Linked DNA regions of Homo sapiens: regions 1, 3 and 4 are each linked to region 2. Evidence: chromatin contacts called from ENCODE Hi-C data. All regions are on one chromosome and are shown on one strand. The core of a region is the stretch at or near the end of the contact, and the rest is flanking DNA. Distances in the headings are between cores, read along the strand shown.

Region 1 (3,320 bases), core at 815-3,314, 980 kb before region 2:
GCTGTTCTACGTGCAAAAGGCCTTCCTGAGTTCCTGTCATCCCCAACCAACTGGAGTCCAGACACTTGGGCATCAACCTCCTCTCCCGAATTTCTTCCAGGAAACCCCTTCTCTCAGTGCTCAGCCCAACTAAAACTGCTCACTCCCCGGCACAGCCCAGGGGGTAACTTGTCAAGCACCTGCCCCACGCAGACACCTCCTCAGCGTTCTGCAGGCACTGGCTCACATGCGCTGCTCACAGCGAGGGCTGGCGCAAGGCAGGACCCCAGTTGGTGCATGGAGGCAGTGAGCCTGGGACTATGGGTCTGCAGCCTCGCAGGGCTGTCCATATGACCCTCCCAGAGCTGTGCTCCATGGGCCTTGGTTCCCCATCCCAAAAACTAAGGGTTGTGAGGGAATGTCTCCAGGCCCAGTGAGTAGACATAGCAGGTAGGAAGCATACACTGGACAAGGTGAGGCCTATAGTCAGAGCCTTCAGGGACCCCTGCCTGATGTGGTTTCCCAGCTCCAGGGTCCCCTTATGCAAGGAAGCTTCCCTGACAGGCAGAAAGGGACAAAGTCCCTTTGTGCAGGAAGGCTCCTTAATGGACAGCAAGGCCTCAGGCTCTGCCAACACCCAGTCCCTGGGACAGGGCTCCCTGGAGACCAACACAGCTCTGAGTTGTGTCCCACGCATTCTGATGAACTCACTAAGGGAATTACGGAATCCCAGCCTGGGCAGGGCACAATTTAAGACTTTGTTTCCCCATCTGTACACAGACGAGATATTCCAGGTGTCCCCATCTGATCATTTTCAAACAGGAATCACCCAACACAGGGTCCAATGCACAGTAAGTGCTCAGAAATGAGAGCCACAAATAAGAAGAGTTAGAAGGGAGGACAAAGGGGAGCAGGTGGCAGCTGGGGTCTCTTGTGGCCTAGGCTGGAAGTCTCTTCTGGCCTGGTGTCCTGGAAGTCATCAGTTTCCAGCCCATGAGATCCTATTTGTGGGCAGGACCTAGGCTGAGACTCAAGAGAGCGAGCACCGAGAGAGGACTAGGGACTTCTGGGGCTACCCTGAGCCCCTGAGCCAATTCTGCTCCATGAAACAGAACAGTAAGAATGAAGTGTAGCTTCTGGGAACCCCCATACTCCCTGGCCGGGCTGCCATGGGGTCCCTTACCAGCCCATCACCCTCATGGGGCTTCTCCAACAGGGGAAGGTCCACAGGGCAGAGTCACCCTGTTTGGGATCAGGAGGATGGTGGGCAGGTCCCCAGACCAGAGAGGCCCTGGGGAGGAAGGCTGGGCTGGGGCCACTAGCGTGGAGCACAACAACCTTGGGGGGTCCAGTCGCTGTCCCCGATTCTCTTAGAACTAAACAGGGGCAAGAGCGTCGTGGACCACCGAAGGAGTCTGGGAGACTCCAAGAGTCCCACAGGAATCACATGCCGCCGAGGAACGCATCGCCTGTCCCGCGACCTCGCTGGGGTGGTTGTAAGGATGGAGCGTTGTTTCCGTGGCCAGAATCACAGCAGGACCGCTGTGAATTCTCTCCGGTGTCATTTCTACCACCTCCTACTCTTTCAGACCAAATTCCCCACCACGGGACACACACACATTGGCAGTGGCTGAGCCCAGACCGCGGCTGTGCAGCCCCACCCTGGAGCTGCCTTGTAGCCCCCGCCCTCTTCGGGCCCCGCACCTGGCCACCACCCATCATGCCCGGCACCGCCTCGGCTGGCACGGCCCCGCCGGGTAGAAGCCCCGGGACACCCACCACTTCGCGGGGGTGCACTCGCGCACCACCGACAGCTGACGGGCCAAGGTCACTCGGCCCCCGCTGCCCAGGCGCGGCCTGCAGGCGACTCGCAAGGCAGCCGGACCCCCGGGCCGGGCCACCCATCCAGGGCGCCCGCATCCCTGCCGCCCAGCCGACCCCGTGCCCACCTGTCATGGCGACGGACACAGCGCCGCCCGCAGTCCCCAGCGGTCTGCCCCGCCGCGCGTCCGCCCCTCGGTCAGCCGCCCGGTCCACCAGCTCCAGCGAACGCCGCCCGCGGGCCGTGCTCGCCCGCCCCTTTTGGCTAGGCCAGCCCCCCGGCTTTGGCTGTGTAGCCTCGGGGACTCTAAACCCCGCCCTTTGACGAGCCCCGCCCCCTACCGTTAGGCCCCGCCCCTTCCGCGCCCGCTACGGCTCCCCCAGGGCTCTAAACTCCGCCCCTCTCACTCGAGTCCCGCCCCCTTGCCGTCCTGGGATAGGCCGCTGCGAGGATCCTGGAGCCTTGCCCCTCACTCGAGCCCCGCCCCCTCCGGCGTCGGCTTCCGCCTCTCCCGGAGTTCTGAGCCCCGCCCTGCACCTGAACCCCGCCCCCTCCGACGACGGCTTCCGAGCCTCAAGGAACCCCCCACCGGGCCCCGCCCCTTACTCGAGCCCCGCCCCCCTCCGTCGTCGGCCTCCGCGCCTCCAGGGGCCCTGAGCCCCGCCCCTTCCTGCTCTGCCATGCGACTGCGGGCGTGGGCGGGCGACTGCGGGCGTGGGCGGGCGCCACCGGACTCCCGCCCCTCCCAGCGTCAGTTAAGACGCCGCGAGGGGCCCAGAGTCCCTCCCCTCGCTGGGCCCCGGTCCCGCCGGCGTCTATAACGCCGTCGCAGCGGCCTTTAACCCCGCCTCTCACTCGAGCCCTGCCCGCGTCCAAGTCCCGCCCTCAAGGCGGCCTCAGCTACGACCGCCGCGCGCCTCCCTGGAGGCGCCCGCTCCTGCCCGGAGCCCTGCCCGTCTTGGGCCCGCCCTTCCGGGCCCTGCCGCGTTGAGTGGCGGAGTCGGGATCCAGGTGGCCCGCCGGCCGGCTCAGTCCACCTCCCCGCTCCCGGCCTCGCGCCCCACCCCTTGGATGAGAAAACTGAAACTGAGAGGGGACGTGACTGATCCAACGTCATACAGAAAGTCAGGCCCTGGGGAGTACAGGGCCAGGCCTGGGGCAAAAGGCCGGTGGGCGTCCAGTACGCCACAGGGACCAGCCAAAGGAGGCAGTGCCCAGTGATGCTTTCCCAAATCCAGGGGAGAAGGACTCAACGGTGTGACCTCGCTCGGCGGGGTGGGGGGGGGACACCTTCTTGGGGGACCCCAGTCCCCCACCTTCAAAAGAAGACACTAGCTTGACAGTGTGACCCGAACTAGAGAGGTCACTTAACCTGCCTGAGCCTCAGTTTCCTGGACTGTAAAATGAGTGACCTTGGGCCAACTCCACTTCCCTCCCGCTTTCCTTCCTGCTTTCCCTCTCGTAGGCCTGGCATTTCCAGCTCCGGAGCCCGCCACAAGAAGCTCCTAGCCCCACATGA
Region 2 (3,286 bases), core at 555-3,054:
TAAATAATTTCTTTTTGGCTCCTGTATCAATAGCACTGGTACCATTTCAGAATTCTGGGGAAAGTCAGGGTTACTCAAATAAATGGCACTCAAAAAATTGTTATTCCTTTAGAAAAAAACATAATTAAGTCCCTTAACTCTCATTATCCAAAAATATAGTTTCCAGAGTAAAGAGCTAATTGCAAATAACAACAAACTGCTGCAAGAATGGTTGGAAACCATAGATGTGGTGAAGAAGGCCTTTCTAAGCAATATGCAGATCCAGAGGCAAAAAACAGACTGAAGCACTACATAAAATTTAAAATTAAAGTATGATGAAAGAGCAGAAACAACTAGGCGGCAACTGAGCAAAAATATTTTTCACATATGAAACAGAAAAATATAAGATATTCAGAATGTATAGAGTTCCTACAAATCCATAAGAAGGCAAAAATAACCAATAGAAAAATGGATTAAGAATATGAATTGGCGATTCATACAGTCTATAAATGCCAATAAACATATAAGAAGCTGCACAACCTCATGAGTAACCAGAAGCATCAATAATAAAGGATAGTGAGGTATCATTTTATCTCCATTAAACTGGCAAATTTTTTTAAAAGATTGATAATATCCATCATGGACTAGAGCATAGAAAAACTTCCAAATTATTTTAATTGGTTGAGCCATTTTGGCAGTACTTATCAAAATTAATAACGTGCATAGTCTTCAGATATATCCCATGTTGAAAAAACTGGTCAGAAAAACTCCAACATGCACAGAAAGATATACACACAAGGAACATCGACAGTTATGGCAGCATTATTTGTAATAGGGGAAAGGTGGGAACAACATAAGTATTCACCAATAGGGAAACGTTTACATAAAATGGAACGATGAATATACATAAATTATTCCATGGAAGTCTTCAGCCATTAAATATGAGATATATTAGGAAAAAAATGCTAGAAAAAAAATTTAAAAAAAGTTGTAGAAAAGTCTTGTCCCTATGATCTCAATTATATTTAAGAAATCCAATCCAATTAAGTATGTGCGCGTGCATACTGTTTGCATATGCATTGGAAGGCTCTAAAAGGTTCTTTACCAAACTGCTATATGATTTAATACCTGCAAAGCCTTGGCCTATGTCTGACAAAACAGGAAGTGCTATATGGGTTGGCTATTTTTGTGTATAATTATGCATTTCTTAATGATAATGCATTGCTGGATTACTTATGCTACTAAACGTAAACGTATTGGCCAGGCGCGGTGGCTCACGCCTCTAATCCCAGCACTTTGGGAGGCCGAGGCAGGCGGATCACCTGAGGTCAGGAGTTTGAGACCAGCCTGACCAACATGGAGAAACCCCGTCTCTACTAAAAATACAAAATTAGCCAGGCGTGGTAGCCCACGCCTGTAATCCCGGCTACTCGGGAGGCTGGGGCAGGAGAATCGCTTGAACCCGGGAGGCGGAGGTTGCGGTGAACCGAGATCACGCCATTGCACTACAGCCTGGGCAACAAAAGCGAAACTCCGTCTCAAAAAAAAAAAAATAAAGTAAACGTATTGCAATCATTTTAACTCTCTGCGCCCAGCTGATGACCAAGTGTAAGGCCCGTTCATTACTACTTTCTCCATCCTGAATCCAGCAGGGAGGGTAATAGGACACAAGGTAAACAATTCTTGGAAAAACTGCGGCATCCCACCTGACCCCGTCCAGCCTCCTGTCAACCAGTGCGCAAGTGCGAGTAGGCGGTGCCCAGCGCTCCGCCGCCCCGCCCTCTGCGGAGGTGATAACGACACTGAGCAGCGACGCGCACTTTTGGGACGCGCTTGTGACCCGCCTTCCGGAAGGAAGCGGCTAACTATGGCGACCGCCACGGAGCAGTGGGTTCTGGTGGAGATGGTACAGGCGCTTTACGAGGTGGGCTCCGCGCCATTAGCGGTCCGCGACCACACCCGGGCCCGGGGAGGGTGGGAGGACGCGTGTGGATTTGTGGCCTGAGACCTCGGCGGGACTGGCTCGGTCACGCCCAGACTCGGTGCCTCTTGCTGGAAGGACTGCCGGGAGCTTCTAGTCCCAGCGGTTGAGTGTAGGGAGGAACGGGCGGGGGCGGGGGCTGGGACTGAGGGTCTCGGTTTGAATTCTTATGCTCCGGGTCCCCTGGAAGCTCCGGAAAGGAACACGTGTAAGGGGACGCAGGAGACAGGTCTGCAAAAACCAGAGTTTAGACGGACGATAAAACGGAGTGGTGAAAATGAGTGGAACACCTTCGTCTGGGAAGGTCCTAAGGAAGTCAGCTCTTTGGAACTACGGTACAGTTCGTTGGGGAATAAAATTGTAATAAATTGGAGTTTGTTTTTGTCGAAAAGAAATCAAGTGACTTAGGATTTGTGAATAAAAAATAGTTTGTCATTCTTCTGCGTACATCAGTTTTCTGTCTTATAAAGATACAACTAGTTTAGTCGATTTTTATTTATTTATTTTTGTTTTTTTTTTTTGAGACGGTGTTTCGCACTTGTTGCTCAAGCTGGAGTGCAAGGGCGTGATCTCGGCTCACTACAACCTCCGCCTCCCGGGTTTAAGCGATTCTCCTGCCTCAGCTTCCCAGGTAGCTGAGATTACAGGCATGTGCCACCATGCCCGGCCAATTTTGTATTTTTATTAGAGACGGGGTTTCTGCATGTTGGTCAGGCTGGTCTCGAACTCCCGACCTCAGGTGATCCGCCCGCCTTGGCCTCCCAAAGTGCTGGGATTATAGGCTTGAGCCACTGCACCTGGCCGTAGACTTTTAAAGGAAGAATAGTTAAGAGTTTTTTGAAGCCTAGTTATTTCAGATACATAAGATAATAAGAAACCAGAATGTCAATCTTAGTGTTCATTCATTTAATAACTGAGAGTCCCCGTGCTGTCTTGCAGAGCTATTCATTGGGCACTGAAGAACTTATTTTATTTTATTTTATTTTTTAAAGACAGGGTTTCACTCTGTCGCCCAGGCTAGAGTGCAGTGGTGCGATCAGCTCACTGCTGCGTTGACCTCCCAGACTCAAGCGATCCTCCCACCTCAGACTCCCGAGTAGCTGGGACCACATACCACCATGCCCAACTAATCTTTTTTTTTTTTTAATAGAGACGGGGGCTTGCTGTGTTGCCCAGCCTGGCCTCGAACTCCTGGCCTCAAGTAATCCTCCTGCTTTGGCCTCCCAAAGTGCTGGGATTACAGGCATGAGCTACCACACCCAGCTGCAACTGAATTTTTAATTTAACTTAAATAGCCACGTGTAACTTAGTGACTGTCCACATTGG
Region 3 (3,677 bases), core at 973-3,472, 760 kb before region 2:
TGACACCTGTTAAAAAATAGTAAGACAAACTTTATTCAGAGGGATTATTGCAATAGATATAGAGATTACTGCAATAGGGTCTTGCAGTAATCTCCAGTTTCCATATATTCAGGTTTCCCTCTGAATAGAAATTTTATAGCCACAGAGCAGGGTGGAGGGGTGGTAGTGTACGGAAAATTACTAATAGGAGGGAATCTGGCTAAACTGACCTCACAGAATTCTTGCTGAAGCCATGCCAGAGTGATCAGATATCACCTGGGGATAGTAGACAATAAGAAAACCAATTAGATATCAATGGTGATCAGATACGAAGATGGAGGATTCTGACTAAATTGCCTTGCTAGGATTCTTACTAATATTGGGCAATTCACAGACAACACAAAAGCCCAAAAGCCAGGGTTTAGTTGACAAGAGAGTTCAAAGGAGCATGGCTAGAGTCTGGTTATGGAGAGAATTTTTGTCAGCTGACTGGGTCTTCCAGAACTGTGTAGAATAAAAATGATGAGCACAGACATATTTTCCTTCTTCCCAAACTGAACAGGAAAGCATTCAGTCTTTTTCATCTTTTAGTTTGACATTAGCTGTAGATTTTTTTCTAACTTAAAAGTTAGAAAGTTTACCTCTGTTCCTAATTCCTGAAAGTTTTTTTTTCATTATAAATGGGTGTTGAATTTTCTCAAATTCTTTTCCTGCATTGATATAATCATGTAATATGCTTATCTTTAGCTTGCTAATGTGGGGGGTTACACAAATTGATTTTTGAATACCAAAACAGCTTTTTATTCCTGGAATAAATATCACTTGTTCATGGTTTGTAGTTATTTTTATATATTGTTGAATTATTTTTGCTATTATTTGGTTGAGAATTTTTCCATCTATATTCATGAAGAATACTGATTTCTTCTTCTTCTGTCTTTAGCTCTGATATCAGAGTAACACTGGCCTCATGAGTTGGAATATCTTTCTATTGTCTTCTTTCTATTCTTTTTTTATTCTGGAAGAGACTGGATATAATTCGTGTTAACCTTTAAATGTTTGTTAGAATTCTCTGATCTAGCTATCCAGGCCTTAAGATTTCTTTTTCAGATATTTCAAATTATGACTTCAGTTCTAGGGCTATTCAACATAACTATTTCATGTAAGAGAGAATTTGTGCTTTTTCAAGAATTAGTGCATTTCATCTATGTTGTGAAATTTATGTTTGTAGAGTTGTTTGTAGTATTCTCTTTATTCTTTTGATTTCGTCATGGTCTACAGTGGTATCTCCTGTTTCATTCTGGATATTGATATTTTGTGTCTCCTCTACAGATTTGTCAATTTTATTAACATTTACAGAACCAGCTTTTGTTTAATCGGTTTTTCTCTATTTTTCTTTTTACATTTTATTGAGTCATCTTCTTATCCTTATTATTTCCTTTCTTTCACTTGCCTTCGGTTTATTTTGCTCTTCTTTTTCTAGTATGTGAGGGAGCTTGGTTATTGCTTTGAAATTTTTTTCTTTTCTAATGTAAGCCCTTAGTGGTATATACATTTTTCTCTCACCACTGATTTAGCCACATCCCACAAATTTTGATATGTTGTGTTTCACTGTCATTCATTTCAATGTATTTTAAAAATTCATTCACTTTCACTTTCATTCATTTCAATGTATTTTAAAAATTTGAGACTTTCTCTCTGAACAATGGATTATTTAGCATGTGTTTTCACGTGTTTGGAGATTTTCCTTTTATCTTCCTGTTATTGATTTCTAGTTTAATTCTATTGTGTTCAGAGAACAAACTGTATGATTTCAGTTGTTTCAAATTTGCTGAGATTTGTTTTATGACCCAGGTTACTTCATATCTTGCTAAATGTCCCATCGACACGAATAAAATGTGTATTCGGCTGCGTTTGCGGTGTTACATAAATGCTGATTAGTTCCTGTTGATTAACAGTGTTGTTGTGTCCACAGAAGCATTGGAGAAAGACTGTAACCTGAGGTGATAGGCTTTGATTGTGTCCTGGCTTAGTATGATGGGACACACCTCTGCTTGCTTCCTTTCCTTTGGACAACCCTCAGCCTCTCAGTCTCTACATGACCTCAACATGGCCGCCCACAGGCCAGAGTGTCTACATGGGCGCCGCCATACTGGCGCCCAGCCTAAGCCGCTGAAACGGGAGCGTGTTTGGCAAAGCGCCATGTTGATTACTGGCAACCTTCAGGCCATGAAGACTGCTGAGCATGCGCAAACCCAGGCAGCGCTGTAAGAAGTACCTCTAGGCCTGGGAGGCATTGAGAAAAAGGAAGTGGGTCCTGTTCTGGTTCTTGCGACTATAGTCACCTCCCGAGGCAAATGACCACTGTCCTGAGAGGACGTGGGTGAGGGGCAGGTGAGTAGAGGGATGGCAGCATCTGTGGACTGAGCAAGAAGAATCTCTGATGTCTGTCCTGAGCCTTCCGGTCAGTGATGGGGTCGGTCAGTGGATGGAATAGTGGAAGTCGGAGCGATCTCTGATGGTGGATCTGAGGGAGGAGTGAGGGGGCACTGAGGGGTCTCTGGTGGTGGATCTGCAGGCGGAGTGAGGACGGACTGGGGGTCTCTGTCTGGTGGTGGATCTGAGGGCGGAGTGAGGGCGGACTGTGGGGTTGTGGGGGAGGATGACTATGGGAACTAAGGAGGGATCTGAGGAGTGTGAATGATGCACATCTTAATTAGTTTCCTCTCTTTTATACGTACCGATCTGTTTATATTTTCGTTTCTGTTTCATTATAATGATATATTTTGCTAAAGATTTAAAGAATATATTACATAGAATTGCATGTTTCCATTTCCATTTTGTTCTCTTTCATATCCAGACTAGTAGCTCCTTTATCATTACGGTTATTATATTTATATATCATTCATTCTTTCTCTATTTAAAAAGAATCAAGCGTCTGAAAGGTTTATCTGTTTCATTGGACATTTTGAAATGTCCAATAAAATACTCCCTACTCTTTTAATATTAATTTTTTTCTCTTTTTCTTTTTAGGTACTTTCTCTTTTTCCCACTTTTTGATGTAATTTGTTGTTCTTTCCCTTATTTTCTTAAGTTTTATGCGGGATACATTTAGGGTTGTAAAGTTTCTTTAAGTACATCTTTATGAAATGCATAAGTTCATTTTGATGTTTCCCTTTGAATCTTAGTTATTTAGGAGAGTTTATTCATTCCCAAATTATTAAAGTATGTTTTAGCTGTTTTTTATTTTATTGTATTGTCAGAAAATGCAGACTATCAAGTCTCAACTTTTAACAATTTATCAAGATTTTCCTTGAAGCCAAGTTACTCAATGAACTTTGTTCAACAGATATAAAAGAAAAATTATATTTTGTTGTATGGACCAAAATTCTCTTTAATTAAGTCTTGCTTGTTGGTATTTTTCAAATCTTTATCTTTCCTAATTTTGATCTACTTGTTTCATATTCTGGAGGAGATACAATAAAAATCACTTTTAATAGTTCATTTTGCAGTTATATGTGCTTTTTTGCTAATTTTATTTGTGCATCTGAGGGATGGGCATACATACACTTAATGGTTAGTGCATTTTTTATCCTTTTTCATGTATTAAGTGGTATTATTATAGGATCCCTTTTTTCAACCAAAAAGAAAAAAGAAAAACACTTTTTAACATCGAATTCCAAGAAAAACACTTTTTAACA
Region 4 (3,358 bases), core at 231-2,730, 690 kb after region 2:
AAAGACAATCTTGGCGAGTAGATAGATCTGCTGCTCATGGCAGACACTAGGGATGGTACCTGGGTGTTCACTCTGCTCTTCTCTTTACTTTGGTTTTTGCTTTTTAAAAACGAAAGGAGCAAAAAGAAGTGGAAAGTCGTGGAGGCACTCGGCCCAGCCCCCACGTAGTTCAAGGAGACCAGGAGGGAGCTGGCTGGTGGAGGTCCTGCCCACCTGCCACACTCCGTATTTGGGCAAGCCTGTGAGTCACTGTCGGGAACATGGCTCCCTTCGCCAAGGCCAGCACTGACCACTATCCGTGTATCGGTAAACGCAGGGAGTGTGCCACGTGCCTTGACAGTCTAGCGCGACGACTTAAGAAGTCGCGGCTAGGTGCTCTTTTTTCCATTTTTTTACGTCTCTTCCGTAGCCCGGGAATTTGGGAGAGAAGACTACCGTATCCAGTTAGACGCAGAAATAACACTAAGCAGCTATCAGCTCAAAATCACAGGAAGAGATCCCGCGCGGTCGTCTCAAGCCCCAGCACCAAACGACAGTGGGCGTCCCAGCGGGGGCACCCGAGCGCGGACCTTCACATCCTCCGAGGAACGCCGCACCCGCGTGGCGGGGGTGGGTAGATGGACCTCAGCGAGCCTCGTTTCCCAGTCGTGTTACGCAACAACTTTGCAGCCGTCATCTTCGCCCTAATTGTGCAGGGGGCGGTGTTTGTGCGTGGAGCTTTCCCTCCCGGCTCCGGGCCGTCGCGGCTCTCGGGAGAGGCGCCGGGACATTTTAATCGCTGCCTCCGCCGCGCAGCCCTGCGCAGCTGCCCGGCCGCGCCAACCCCTTCCCCGCCGCAGCGCGCCCCGAGTGTTGGCAGCTTGCCAGCCGCCACCCCCCGCCTTCCCTCCTGCCCACCCCAAGGTAGAGGGCTCCTCTCGGGAGTGTGCGGGGAAGGGGAGGCCGAGGTCCGGGCCACGCCCGGGTAGCCGCAACCCGCAGTGCTCAGTCGGCAACAGGTAGCCCAGCAGGCTGCGGCTCTCAGGAAGACAAAAAGCGCCTCTGCGAGCAAGTGAGGGTCGCGGGGAGCGCAGAGCCACCGCGGCGACCGGGAGGGTGAAGGGAGCCAAGAGCGGACGGGGCGGTGGGACGGGGGGCTCCCGGGCTCCTCCGCAGGCTCGCTCCGGTCGTGTCGGCCGCGTGGGCCGTTGCGCAACACTCGTTGCGCCGGGAATGGGGCGCCAGCCCTCGCGGGCGCTCGGACGGCGGTGGCCCTGGCCGGGGAGGGACGCGAGCTGGTAGTGGCGCCGCCGCGGAGGGGGAGCTGAGGGCGGGGAGGCGGGGCGGGGCCGCGGAGTGCCCGCCCCGGCCCGCCCCTGCCGGCCGCGGCCATTGGCGGCGGGCCGGGGGCGGGTGCGGGCGCGGCGATTGGGGCCGCGGCCGCCAGTCACGCGGGGCTGGCGGGCGGCGACGTAGCGCGGCGCTCGGAACTGACCTACTAACACACATCTCTCCGCGCGGCCACGGCGCCCGCGGACCCGGCGCGCCCGCCCGCCTCCCGCGCCGCGCCCTCGCCGCCGCCCGCCTCCCGCCGCGGCCCCGGAGGCCCGGCCCGGCCCGAGCCCCGAGCGCCGGCGGCCCGACTCCCGGCCGCCCCTTTCTTTCTCCTCGCCGGCCCGAGAGCAGGAACACGGTAAGCGCTCCGCCCACCGCCGGCCGGGGGCCCGGCGACCGCTCCCAGGGCGCGCTGCGGGCGGGCGGGCGGGCGCGGGGTGCGGGCCGCGCTGTGTGCGGGGTCGGGCTGTAAGCTGGGCTCGCCAGCGGCGGCGAGTGCGCGCGGGGCATTCATTACATAAACTTTTGCTGCCTTGTCAGGATGGGACTCGCCACCTTAAGGTGGCTGCTTTGATTGCAGCGCCTTCGCGCCGGCACGTAGTCCTGGCTGGTTTGCGCTCTCCCCCCGCTGCTGTTGCATAATGTCTCCTGATTTCAGGAAAATTGATGTTTTGGTAAAGAAGAGCGCCAGGCAGGCTGAGCCCTCTCCGAGCGGGAAGATGCTCTTTCCTCTCTAGTGTCTTTCTTTCTCGTTCCTTCTCTGGGGCTGGCGGCGTAGGGGGGAGAGGAATGGGGGGTTGAGGAATGGGGAATAGTCTTAATTTGCTTGGTGAGAAAAAGGGTTGGTAGCGTGAACGGTGACGGCATTCGGAGAATGCCTGCGCGGCGTTTGTTTGTGTCAGGGGCTGTGTCTGCACAGACGTTTTCCACCCTGTTTGTCGTCAGCGTGTTTTACAAGCCCTCGGGAAGGTTGTGGGATTTGTCCTTTCATACATTGCATAATCTGCCCACGGTGAAATGTTGGCAAGAATTGCGGGCTGATGTGGGAATATGCGCGTATGTGTGCAATGATTTGGTAATTGAGGCGCAGCGTTGGATATTAGATCGTTATTTACGTCTATATTACGTCCCAAATAAACAGGTTTTAAAACGATACTACAAAACCTAAAAGCAAGAATTGCTCGCATTGAATTCTGATCTTGGGTACTACTGGGGTTCGCCCTTTCAATGTTCTCAGCTGTTATTTTTAAATCTGGGACGAACCATTGTGACGTTTACCTCCCCACCTTCCTAATTTTAATGCATTCCATTCGATCAGCCCTTTTTCTCACCTTATTGTCATTGCTTTTTCAGACACGACAAGACAAATCACATAATAGTTTCCTGGAAATGTTGCATTATGTAACTGCCGAATTTGCTGGCAGTGAGCATAGAGAGAGGGAGCTAATTACGTGATTTTATAATCTTGCTACAAAGAAAGTAGGACAGTCTCAGCCTTTAAGAATGTCACTATAACAGTTTTTTTTTTTTCCTTAAGGATATTTTAAACAGGAAAGTAGACAACCGGGTAAGCATGGAGTTTGCTCATGCTGCCGAATGTGTGTCTTTTGCCCTAAATGAAACGCACGTTCTTCTAAATTTAGCCCTATCACATTTTAACAATTGTGGCCTCGCAGTGCTATTTCTGGTGTTTTCTCCAGGGCTGTGTGCAAATACAAGTTCAAGGCCATTTGCTGTAGTTTTAACTCCACGCCTTCGGAGACCTTTGATAAGATTGTATTTTTAGGAAGGCATTTCGCAGCGCCCGGTGATTTGCTGGATGCTGGCTCCCATTTATGTTTTTAAAGGACACTTTAGGAAACTGCTGTTCTCTGAGAACAGCAGGGAATGGCCAAGTGTCATCTTCTGTTCTTGGCTTTTGTAAATAACAACAGTAAGTGAGGTCAGAAGTATTTATTTACCCCCAGACCAGATATGACCTATGGGAAACAGATATAGGTTAGTAGATTGTTTTTTTGTCTGGATACCCTGGTTTTACTTATGT

Evidence for each region. Hi-C counts contacts between places; a loop is a spot of excess contacts on that map. Pooled maps may share reads with other maps.
Region 1: a map of tibial artery shows a loop between it and region 2 (10-fold over the local background). The contact joins the promoter of CARD19 here to the promoter of SPTLC1 in region 2. A Hi-C loop is called at or near these places in 4 of 168 maps with a recorded cell type or tissue (B cell, ascending aorta, naive thymus-derived CD4-positive, alpha-beta T cell and 1 more), 1 of 37 single-sample maps with no recorded cell type and 13 of 50 pooled maps.
Region 3: a loop to region 2 is called in a map of CD8-positive, alpha-beta T cell, with 8 times the contacts of the local background. The contact joins the promoter of ZNF484 here to the promoter of SPTLC1 in region 2. A Hi-C loop is called at or near these places in 1 of 168 maps with a recorded cell type or tissue (CD8-positive, alpha-beta T cell), 5 of 37 single-sample maps with no recorded cell type and 15 of 50 pooled maps.
Region 4: a map of CD8-positive, alpha-beta T cell shows a loop between it and region 2 (16-fold over the local background). The contact joins the promoter of NFIL3 here to the promoter of SPTLC1 in region 2. A Hi-C loop is called at or near these places in 3 of 168 maps with a recorded cell type or tissue (CD8-positive, alpha-beta T cell and naive thymus-derived CD4-positive, alpha-beta T cell) and 9 of 50 pooled maps.

What each region holds. Positions count from the first base shown.
Region 1 is chr9:93,094,961-93,098,280 of GRCh38, reverse strand. CARD19 (caspase recruitment domain family member 19) reads right to left here and starts at 2,064. Exons shown (of 6, transcript NM_032310.5): 1 at 1,929-2,064. The coding sequence starts at 1,935. It overlaps LOC101927993 (a long non-coding RNA gene), which reads left to right and starts at 2,771. Exons shown (of 4, transcript NR_188444.1): 1 at 2,771-2,913; 2 at 3,267-3,320. RefSeq lists silencers at 1,707-1,816, 1,837-2,586, 2,607-2,916 and an enhancer at 3,027-3,076.
Region 2 is chr9:92,113,931-92,117,216 of GRCh38, reverse strand. SPTLC1 (serine palmitoyltransferase long chain base subunit 1) reads left to right here and starts at 1,804. Exons shown (of 15, transcript NM_006415.4): 1 at 1,804-1,903. The coding sequence starts at 1,847. RefSeq lists an enhancer at 1,242-1,301.
Region 3 is chr9:92,876,583-92,880,259 of GRCh38, reverse strand. ZNF484 (zinc finger protein 484) reads left to right here and starts at 2,222. Exons shown (of 5, transcript NM_031486.4): 1 at 2,222-2,370. RefSeq lists enhancers at 1,979-2,418, 1,932-2,467.
Region 4 is chr9:91,421,954-91,425,311 of GRCh38, reverse strand. It overlaps NFIL3 (nuclear factor, interleukin 3 regulated), which reads left to right and starts at 1,480. Exons shown (of 2, transcript NM_005384.3): 1 at 1,480-1,672. LOC105376146 (synapsin-1) reads right to left here and starts at 1,279. Exons shown (of 2, transcript NR_188612.1): 1 at 1-1,279. LOC124902209 (a long non-coding RNA gene) reads right to left here. Exons shown (of 2, transcript XR_007061661.1): 2 at 3,253-3,293. RefSeq lists a silencer at 1,143-1,542.